2 separate regions of the Homo sapiens genome follow, and region 2 is linked to region 1. Evidence: chromatin loops called from intact Hi-C (ENCODE). Cell type or tissue: endothelial cell of umbilical vein. All regions are shown on one strand. Links, peaks and the distances in the headings refer to the core of each region. The heading gives the core; the rest is flanking DNA.

Region 1 (5,383 bases), core at 224-5,223:
CATAGGCTACATGTGACATTTTGATACATGCATATAATGTGTAATGATCAAATCAGGTTATTTAGAATATTCATCATCTCAAATATTTATCACTTCTTTGTGTTGGGAACATTGCAAATCTTCTCTTCTAGTTATTTTGAAATATACAATAAATGATTGTTAACTATAGTCATCCTGCTGTGATATCAAAAACTAGTACTTATTCCTTCTAACTGTATATTTTTCACCCATTAACCAACCTCTCTTCATCCTCTGCTCCCCTAGTCTTTCAAGCCTCTGATAATCTTTCTACTCTCTACCTCCATAAGAACCACCTGATTAGCTCCTTGACTGGCTTATTTCACTTAACATAATGACTTTCAGCTCCATCTATGTTGTTTCAAGTGACAGGATTTTATTCTTTTATTTATTTATTTATTTATTTTGAGACACAGTCTTGCCCTGTCGCCCAGACTGGAGTGCAGTGGCACAATCTTGGCTCACTGCAACCTTTGCCCCCAGGGTCAAGCAATTCTCCTGCCTCGGCCTCCTGAGTAGCTGGGATTACAGGTGTGAGCCATTGCACCCAGCCAGGATTTTATTCTTTTTATGGCCGAATAGTATTCCATAACAGTATTCCTGTTATCAAAAAGCTGTTATCTTTTTGATAACAGCTATTTTAACTGAAGTGAAACGATATCCCGTTGTGGTTTTGATTTGCATTTTCCTGATGATTAGTGATGTTGAGCATTTTTTTCATATACTTGTTTGCCATTTGTATTTTTTTTTTAGAAGTATCTATTCGGATGATTCACTCATTTTTAAAATAATATATATATCTTTGCTATTAAGTTGTTTGAGCTCCTTATATATTCTGGTTATTAACCCCTTGTCAAATGAATAGTTTGCAGATATTTCCTCTCATTCTATAGGTTGTGTCTTCACTCCATTGGTTGTTTTCTTGCTCTGCAAAAGCTTTCAGCTTGATGTAATCCCATTTGTCTACTTTTGCTTTGGTTGCTTCTGCTTTGAGATCTTACCCAAGAAAATCTTTGGCCAGAACAATGTCCTGTAGAGTTTCCCCAATATTTTCTTCTAGCAGTTTCATAGTTTCAAGTCTTACATTTAACTCTTTAATCCATTTTGATTTGAATTTTGTCTGTTGAGAGATCGAGGTCTAGTTTCATTTTTTGGCATATGGATCTCCGGTTTTCCCAGCACCATTTATTGAAGCAGTTGTTCTTTCCTCAGTAAATGTTTGGTGCCTTGTTGAAAGTCAATTAGCTGTAAATATGTAAATTTATTCCTGGGTTCTCTATTCTGTTCCAGCGGTCTGTGTGTCTGTCTTCATGCCAGTACTATGCTGTTTTGGTTTTGTAGTATGTTTTAAATTCAGGTAGTGTGATGCCTTTAGCAAGGTCCATAGATTTTAATTAGTGCCTTTTAAGTCTCTGAATTTATAGATTATTTCCCTCATTTGTTGAAGAATTCTGGTTATTTTCCCTATGGAGTTTCCCACAGGCTGGACTCTCTGATGATACTCATGGTGTCATTTAACATGTTTCCATGCCCTGTGTATTTCTTGCATACTTTTAGTTAGATCTAAGGCTTGATCAGACTCAGGGCTGATGTCTTGACAAGAATACTTGAAAGATTGTGTTGTACATTTCCAACAAGGCCACATAGTTCTGGCTGGCTCTTTGTGAAGTTAGCAGCCATTCGTGATTGTGTTGTTGTGGATCCACTCAAGAAACAGAAGCCATTCGTTAATTCAAATACTGGAAGTTTCATAAAAAGAACGATTAAGATAAGTGATACGATTTAGCTGTGTCCCCACCCAAAATCTCATCTTGAATTGTAATCCCCATAATCTCCACGTGTCAAGGCAGTGACCAAGTGGAGGTAATTGGATCATGGGGGTGGTTTCCCCCATACTGTTCTTGTGATAGTGAGTGAGTTATCTTGAGATCTGATGGTTTTATAAGCGTCTGGCATCTCCCCTGCTTGCACTCACTCTGTACTGTCACCCCATGAAGAAGGTGCCTGCTTCTCTTTTGCCTTCCACTGTGATTGTAATAATCCTGAGGCCTCCCCAGCAATGCGGAACTGTGAGTCAATTAAACCTCTTTCATTTATAAATTACCCAGTCTCAGGTATGTCTTTATTAGCAGTGTGAGAATGAACTAATACCATAAGATAAGAGAGTACCTATGAAGACATAAAGAGACTCCTGAAGAGTACCCTATGTCTAGGGGAGAGTACTCAAGGAAAAGCAAAACTGGAAGGGGTGGGCTCTTCCCCAAGGCTGCGATTCCAACATTATTGGAGCAGGCAAGCATGTGGCCTACTAGATAGCAGTTAAGTTCACTGGGCTGTCCAGCCAGAGCCGGTCCACAGCCTCCAGGCCAGCAGGAAAGAAACCAATGAGTGCAGGTGCGTTAAGTCTGGGAGGTGAGGCCTCATGTGTGCAATGGGTGGAGGGTCTGGTGTGCAATGCTCATGTTGTGTGGGCCCAGGGAAACAACATCCTGGGGTGCAGGCCAGCTGATGCTGGAAAGCAGTGCCCAGGAAGAGTTGAGACTCCACTGCAGATGTTAATCCACATCCCAAGGACTGAGGTGAGGTTCACTGGGCCGAGTCTGGGGCTCTGAGGTCACTGAGGGACTGTACATTCTGGGTATATGGCTGGGGCAGAGCACCACTGGGTAACTCACACACGCACTGTTGACAGACCATGCAGCTGGAGCAACAAAAAACAAAGGTCAGTACCCTGGAACCAGGAAGAAAAGCCCCCCTTCTCCTACAGTGTCCCTCCAGCGCCCTCTACCGACAAAGCTTCACATCGATCTCACTGTAAAGGGGAAATGCTTGAAGAGTCCATTCCATTACCCCAGAGCAGTTACTGAAGGGTGGATGTGGGGCTGAGAGGCAATAAATTAATAACTGGCATAATGATCAGTGGCTAGGTTCATTATTCATTAGGGGTTGCAAAATGGTGATAATCTAATTCTATCCATCTTCCTACATTAGGTTGGAAGGCTTCTAGTGGGAGAAACTTCCCACATCCCCTCTTTGGTGAGGCCCCAAGGCAAAATGTGCACAAAAACCTGGCTCCCACCCCACTGCCACCACTTTCCCTCTTCTTACCTAGTGTAGATCCTTAGGGTCTTAGTAATTTTTAAATTCACCTTATCTTTAATTCCAGGTCTGATCTGAACTCTACTTCTGGCCTCTTGGCATCTCCTTTTCGCTCTGGTCCAATGCCTAACTTCAGGTCGAAACTATTTTCTTACCACCTCCTGAATCTTGACTCTGCCCATAAATTCCCTGAAGAGAATGTATGGGAAGTGGCACTTCTCATTTACATCTCCTGTAATCCTCGCAAACACCTTATGAGATGGGTGTTATTGTCTGGGTTTTACAGATGGGGAACCCAACTAAGGCTTAGAGAGGTGAAGCAAGGAATGAAGAGCTGGGGTTAGAGCCTGAGGCTGCTCACCTCTGAATTGTGAGAGTTGGAGGCCCAGAAGGACATGCTGCCTTCCGCAGATTCCTCTTCAGGTAACATCAAACTCACATGCCTCCTGGATTCTCACCAGTTCTCTGTTTTTTCCTGAATTTCCAGGTCATTACAAATGTTCTTCACATTGTCTCCTGCTAGCTTCACCACTGAAAACTCCCCATCTCTCTTACAGGATCACTTCCTCCAGTATCCAATCCAGGTCTTTATTTTCAGGCCTGGATTTCTTCTGAAACAGTTGCCTAATGCTATTTAACTGCATTTACTTCCCCACAACTTAATTGCATTTTATTTTCTCTTGTCTCAGATTACTGGGACAGACACCTAAATCCTCTCTAGTTCTGAAGATACTGTTTTTACCTCCTCCATCATCCACTCTCCTGCACTCTCCCTACACAGAGAAGGGAATGAGAATAGAGGTGAGAACTTCTCTTCCCAGAGGTAGGTATGCTACTGGGGGTGGGGGTGGGGGTGGGGGATGGGGTGTAAAGAAGGAAATAAACAACTGCCAGACCTGGCACTGACATTGAAACTCTCTTCATTCTCCACTTCAGAAAACCATGACCCAGCTATGAGGTCTCTATCATTCCAGCTATGTAGAGACAGCTAAAAATCATGGTGAAACCTCCGCTGTCCTTTCTTTCTTCTCCAGTTCATCCTTCCTCATTCAACAACTCACCTGCTACTTTTCCTTTTCTCTCGAGTCATCCCCTCCACCCTACAGTTATAGCTCCCAACTCCTGATCATCCTGAGCCCCTTCCCCTCCATTCCTTCCTCTTGGTCCGTAGCCCCTCTCTTCCTCTTTCCTTCCTCTTACCCAAGCTTCACTGGCAAAATCAAACAACATAACAAAAGAATGGGGAATAAGCAAACAGCTGCCTACCCTTGCTTGGAAGTCCCTGGGAAGCAGCTTCCTTCACCTCCATTGATTCTGAGTCTCTGCGCTTCGGAGTGTTTGGCCCTCGTTCAAGGCTACGGTGGCCATGGACTCATTGTGTTGAGATGAAGGTAAATCCAGGCAGTTTCTTTTTTTAGATGCAATTGTGTTTCTGGAAAAGGCTGCACATCACATAATAGGAAATCCTGAGAGGGTGAAGACTGTTTCCTGCCAGTTGAAGCATTGTTGTCTTTGGCTGTTCTGACAATAGCAGAAACCTTCGAGTAAGGTGGAGGGGCCGGGAGGGAAGAGCTGGCTGCGTTGGGGTAGATGAAGAGTGAACTGCGGAGTCGGGGAAAGTGGAGATTGCCAGGGACAGTGATATAAACTAAGTGAAAGCAAATAAGTTGTAGAACCCTGCCAAAGGATGAAACCAGCCAAGAAAAAAAAAAAAAGAAAAAAAAGAACTCTGATTACTTCGAAAAAATATCTGTCAAAATGCTCTCAGCTAGGGGAAGACATTGTCAGGTTATTATGGGCTTTTTTTTTTTTAATATAAAAAATGGTCCATGAAACAAGTAGGTATCTAATGGATCCTGCTCGGGGATGGTAATGATGACAGTCAGTGATGATGACAATGATGGGGATAGTGATAACTATATTGGAGAAAGTCACAGCTTCATTCATTTAAAATAGAAATGCTCTCTGCTGTAGAATCTTTAGACCTAAAAAAATAGAGGCTCTTTGGGGATCTATGGATAGTTCTGGAGCAGGGGCTTCTCATCTTTTAAGTGCATATGAATTTCCTGGGATCTTGTTAAAATGCAGGTTCTGATTCATACCCTGGGATGAGCCCGAGATTCTGCATTTCTGACCAACTCCCAAGTGAGTTCTGCTGGTCGTTTAACAGATCCATCCTCTTTCTACACTCGGGACTAAAGGCGCTTTTTCCTACTTCAGGTGCAATGACTTCATGTTGGGGACTTGAAATTGGCCAGTGCTATAT
Region 2 (5,383 bases), core at 78-5,077, 74 kb before region 1:
AGTCCCTCATACTTCATATAGAATGATTTTATCAAATGGTAAGAGAAAGTGATAAATGCAGGAGTAGCAAGTAAAAATATTACTGTCTTTAGATTATTGCATGTGCTGACTCTACTGTAGTGGACTGGGGGTGGTCAGGAGATGAGGGAGCTGACTGCAATTAGCTGATGCTTCGGGAGAAGATATAAAAATCATATATTCATTTATTAATTTCACTAGCCAAATTTTATTAAGCCCTGCTGTTGGCCAGAGCCTTAGGGATTTCCCATAAGCCTCCCATTTCCATAGTGGAAAACAACCTAAAGCTTGAACTAGTGAAGCCTAACATCCTGGCCATTCTGCTGCCCCCAGAGGCCACCATTTACCATGCAGTCACAAGACCTATGCTGGCATCATCAAAACTTTGAGTATGAACCTTAAACTGAGGCTACAGCGTCCCCAAATGTGGCATGATTGGTTTTACTCAATGATTATGCATTCCAGTTATTCATCTTGTGGGTAGATTTGAACTGCAGCAGTACCCTGCGTTTTAGTGTGTAGAATGGGTGAAGTTGAAATGAGTGGGAGAGAAGGAAGACATTTATCTAAAGAAGCATTTCCCTTAGTGTCCCATGCATGCCAATGATTGCCTTCCGTACTCTTCTGATGTCCTAACCTAAACTATAGAGTTTGTCCTGTCCCACTAGCTTCAGACCTTACAGACATACAGGGCGTATCCAGACAACAACTGGTAATACCAACCCTAGTTACACTGATGACACCAAGACCCTATGCAGATGCCTCAGAGTGAATGTTGCTACAGAAAGACAGACTAACTAAATTGATGGTGGGATTAGCATGTGCTGAACCCTAGTAAAAGCAATTTATTTTTTTGTCTCATTCCAGGCAGCCGTGGTGAGATTTTTCCCCACCCCACCCCCCAAAATAGAGAATCCTTGGTTTTCCCAAAAGTAGCATAATTTTCCTGATGTAAACGGTAGATACTGCCATAATCTCTTGTCAAAGATTTCTTCAGGAGGAATAATTTTTCTGTGAAACTTCAATTAAGGAAAGAAGTAGCTCAGTGAGTATGCAAACATATAACAGGTGTAACTCTGAAACTTCCACTGCAAGTATTATTCTATGCAAAATATTATTTTTTCTTTTTATATATGATGGGGAGGTGAGATTAAGAATTATTTTAGACCCCATTGAACCACTCCCCGTCTTTACATTTCTTCCAGTTATCCTTTCATCTTCTAAGTGCCTATATTTTGAAGTTTTCAATTCCCTTTTGTTTCTGACTTCTGTTTCTAGTTTTTTATAATCCTCCTTTCACTGCCTTTCTTTTGGTTCAATCTGATGCCTTTCTTATTTCATTCTCTTTACTACAACATTTTCTATGTGTACTTTTGCACTTATTTCCACTGCCTTTTTGCTCCCAGTTTTAGTGTCTAATCTCCTTTATCTGTTGTGTGTGTATGTTTTGCTTTTTGCCACTAATGATAATTATTTTTACTTCTGAGGATTGTTTCTTTCTTTCAAAAAAAGATTTAGAATGTGAACATTTTATCTGTTCTCATTTGTGGTATCTTTGTTTATTTCTTGAGTCTTCCAGTTTGGAACTCTCTCTCTCTGCCACAAATTCTGCCCTTCAGAAACTCTTTTACAACATGCCATAGTGTGTGGCTCCATCTAATTAAGAGAACAGGAAAAAAAAAAAAACCCAGATGATGAAAAAATTGGGCTGAGATTATCAGCCACCAATATTTTGGTTTGTTAGAGGACTTTCTCCTTTTGTTTGAGGGGGTGGAGGGGCTGTCCACTGCAAATATACCTCTCTATGCCTTGATGACATGTGCATTGGAGGAGTTTCTGGCACAGACATTTAATAGCCTTCAATGGTCTCTGAAGGAAATTAGTCAGTGTTGCCAAAAATATCAGAGAACTAAGCAGAAGAGTAGAAATATCATGGAGAGTAGGCTAAGGGATTAAGAAGCTAAGAAAGAACTGGAATGTTCAATTGGTTAAGGAAAATCTGAGTATGGATAAAAAACACAAAGCCTATGTCTGTGAATGTCCTAGAAGCTGTGTTATATCATTTCACCTGTTACTTTGATGAATTACTATTTACTGTAGTGAAGCCATGTTACACCATCCATGTGGGTCAAGCTTCCTTTTTAAAAATCTGACCTCAGGTTCCCAACACCTAGTCTCCTAAGGAAGAATAGCAGGAACTTTAACTCGTAATTAGGAATTAACAATTCGAATGTTTCTGTATGTGACTCTGCAGATACATCTTTTAAAAAACACACAGAAATTAGGCAGCTTCTAATATTTTTTAAATAGGTAGGCCACTGGCTTGGGGTGGAATTGTTCCTATGTGTATTATTTATTTGGAAGAGAATTTGCCTGAGCTAACTAGATTGCAAATCGGCATGTAATGTAAATTTATTGAGGGTTAGAGGTATGTCTTTTACAACCGTATATCCCTGGAGAACCTACTGCATAGCTCTGTACATTGTTAGCACTTAACAACTATTTGTTGAAACAATGCACAAAGGAATAAACAGCAAATTTTGGTAAAGTTGGAAGGGACCCCAAGTGATCAGCATGTGCTTCTCCATCCGGAATGAGGTAAATGGACAAGTGCACACGAAGGCTTCCTTCTTTCCTGGATTCGCTTTTAATATAGGAACAACAGGGTCAGTTCCTTGTTCTTGAGGATTCATGGGGATTGGAACTTACAAGCCAAGTTCCCAATTTACAGAGTATGTGGAAACAGTTTGACGGACAAACTCCATAAGGACAAAAGTGTATCACTTATCAATCACCTTCAGCAACCAAACTGGGCGTTCAGAACAGCCCTTGTTAAGTAACCATATAGGTGAGGCAGCACAGGAGATTCAAACAAAATCAAATACGAAGAGACTGAAATAATGCTTTCTGAGAACTGATATTCCCAAGTTGGCATACAGATCTAGTTAGACACAAAGCCATTCTCTTTCCCATAAATTCAGGGAATACTAGGCTAAACCAAAAGCCTGTCTTATTTTAGTTGATTGGACTAAAATAAAAAGGGGGCTCTCTAAAAGTAAAAGGAGACAAAACGAAAAGACTTCACAAGTGTAGTTAGAGAATTTACAGCAGGAAGCAGCAGTTTGTTTTTCCTTCCGACTTTACAGCCTGTGACTGATGACTAGTTAGTGAGTAAGCAAGTATAGAGTAAGTGTAAGGAAATGATAATCATTTCTTATCATACTGATAATCGTATCAGTTTAATAGTAAGCGAGTGTGCTTTGTGTTGGCAAGACTCTAATTCAAAGTAGTATTTCTCCAATATGGACCTTGGGATTACTTTTAGCACATTCACCACCTTGTAAGCAAGACTTTGGCCTTCTTCATGGCACAGATATTTACTGGGCAATACCTTGCAGCACACACTAGGCACTGGAGATAAAGAAATCAAGGAGGTAGCGACTGCCTTGTGGAAGGGCGGTTTCGTCATGCCAACACAACCTAAGGGAAGCTCAGAAATTCCATCCTCAATGGCTTTTTCCCCCGAAAAGCATAATACATACAGTAGTTCCCCCTTATTTGTGGTTTGTTACCTGTCGTCAATTGAGGACAAAAAAAAATCAAATGGAGAATTCCAGAAATAAACAATTTATAAATTTTAAATTGCCCATTGTTTTGTGGTGATGAAATCTCTCACCGTTCCACTCAGCCCTGCATGGGACATGAATCATCCCTTTGTCTAGGGCATCCATATCCACACTGGATATGCTACCTGCCTGTGGGTCACTTAGTAGCCATGTTGGTGATCAGATGGACTGTTATGGTATTGCAGTGCTTGTGTTCAAGTAACTCTTATGCTTCTTAATAATGACCTCAAAGTGCAAGAGTAGAGATGCTGGCATATTGTTATAATTGTTCTACATTATTATTCATTACTGTTGATTTCTTACTGTGGCTAATTTATCAATTAAACTTCATAATAGGTATTAATGTATATGAAAAACATGGTACATATAGAATTTATATCTGCAGTTTCCGGTATCCACTGAGGGTCTTGGAACATATTCCCCACAGATAACAGGAGATTACTGTATATTGGTTGATTTGAATGGATTTCCTTCCCCCACCTTGCCACCTGATTCCACCACAACCTCTTCGAATAGACCCCATAATTCAGACATGATAATGTCATGGTCTCTAACATGACAGTATTTCTTTTAAAGACTTTTAAATGAGTCTATATGTTGGCAACAGCAATTTCATGTGCATTTTTCTTGATAAATTTTGATTAGCTAATGAAGTATAGCAATACCTAATATTTATAATACCTCCTAATTCAGCCTCACATAAAAATTTAAATTAAATATTTAACATAGCATGTTGTGGTTACTTTGAAATGTTATGTGCTGAGGTAGGGCACTGATTTGTTTACTAAGCACTGACAAATATATTATGTTTTATTTACTCTCAGTATCACTTTATTGTTGCCTTCCTTCTACTTCAGTTATGTCTTAAAATAACTGTTACGTACTTTAGCAATAACACATATAGCAGAAAATTTGGAAAACAAATAAAAACTCAAAAGAAACAGGAAAATAAGTTACCCCAAATCCTGTCGCACGTGGGTGGCTTCCATTATGTTTGGCAAAGCCTTATAATGTTTTTTTCATGTATCTTATGTTGCTTGACAAAAATTGTATCACATTATATTTACAGCTTTGAGCCTGTTTTTCTCTTAACAACATATTGGGGGCTGTTTTCCCATGTCAGCAAAGATTCTGTTAAATGGCTGAATAGCATCAAAGTGTGTTATTCTTAAGCTGCTGCATGCTGCCTTGCCATGGGCCAGCGGAAATACAGCCCCAGAAGCAGTGGTTTTATCCAGACCAAGAAGCCATTCTTTGCATTCTCGGTGGAGGGTCCTCCCCTTAGGAATGTGGAGCTGATGATGCCAAGTGTGTCCTTGACCTTCTGGGCAGGATGGAGAGCTCCTCTATTTTCTCAGGCTTCTGCCTGATAAGGGTGATCAAACAGCAAGATTCAAGATTTATTACTCAGGAATCTAATTTATTTGCAGTTGTTTAGAGCTTTCACTGGTGTCCTGATCCTTTTATCCATTTGCTGCCTTGTTTTAGAAACTCATCTGTTGAAACCAGTATCAATCAACAAAACCCCAGTTTGCACCCTATTTACAATTCTGAATCAGTTTCTTTTCTGTTTTAGTGTTTCTCTTCTTATGTGATTGCTCCTATAGTGGTCAATATAATTATATCATATTTGGCTAGTTGTTTAAAAATGTAACTCCAATGGAAAATTTACCTCAAAATTTGACTTCGATGTGTACATGAATGGATGTATTTACCTATATCTATTATATTGTTATATA

Evidence for each region. Peaks named below come from ENCODE experiments on the same cell type or tissue, not always from the same donor. Only the 100,000 strongest peaks of a DNase experiment are listed, where the experiment ranks them.
Region 2: it touches region 1 in a loop (4-fold over the local background); 2 of 110 quality-filtered maps call a loop at or near these places.

The regions. Positions count from the first base shown.
Region 1 is chr3:150,225,371-150,230,753 of GRCh38, reverse strand. No RefSeq gene overlaps it. Among named protein-coding and RNA genes, the nearest start is that of LINC01213, 10 kb to the left of the region's middle. In endothelial cell of umbilical vein, for the core only: a CTCF peak has its summit at 2,796 (motif pointing left); DNase peaks (open chromatin) are centred at 2,783 and 4,543; H3K27ac peaks cover 445 bases; H3K27me3 peaks cover 34 bases.
Region 2 is chr3:150,298,949-150,304,331 of GRCh38, reverse strand. The region is part of intron 1 of LINC01214 (long intergenic non-protein coding RNA 1214); the gene reads left to right. Among named protein-coding and RNA genes, the nearest start is that of LINC01214, 22 kb to the left of the region's middle. In endothelial cell of umbilical vein, for the core only: a CTCF peak has its summit at 380 (motif pointing right); DNase peaks (open chromatin) are centred at 1,981 and 3,151; H3K27ac peaks cover 2,129 bases.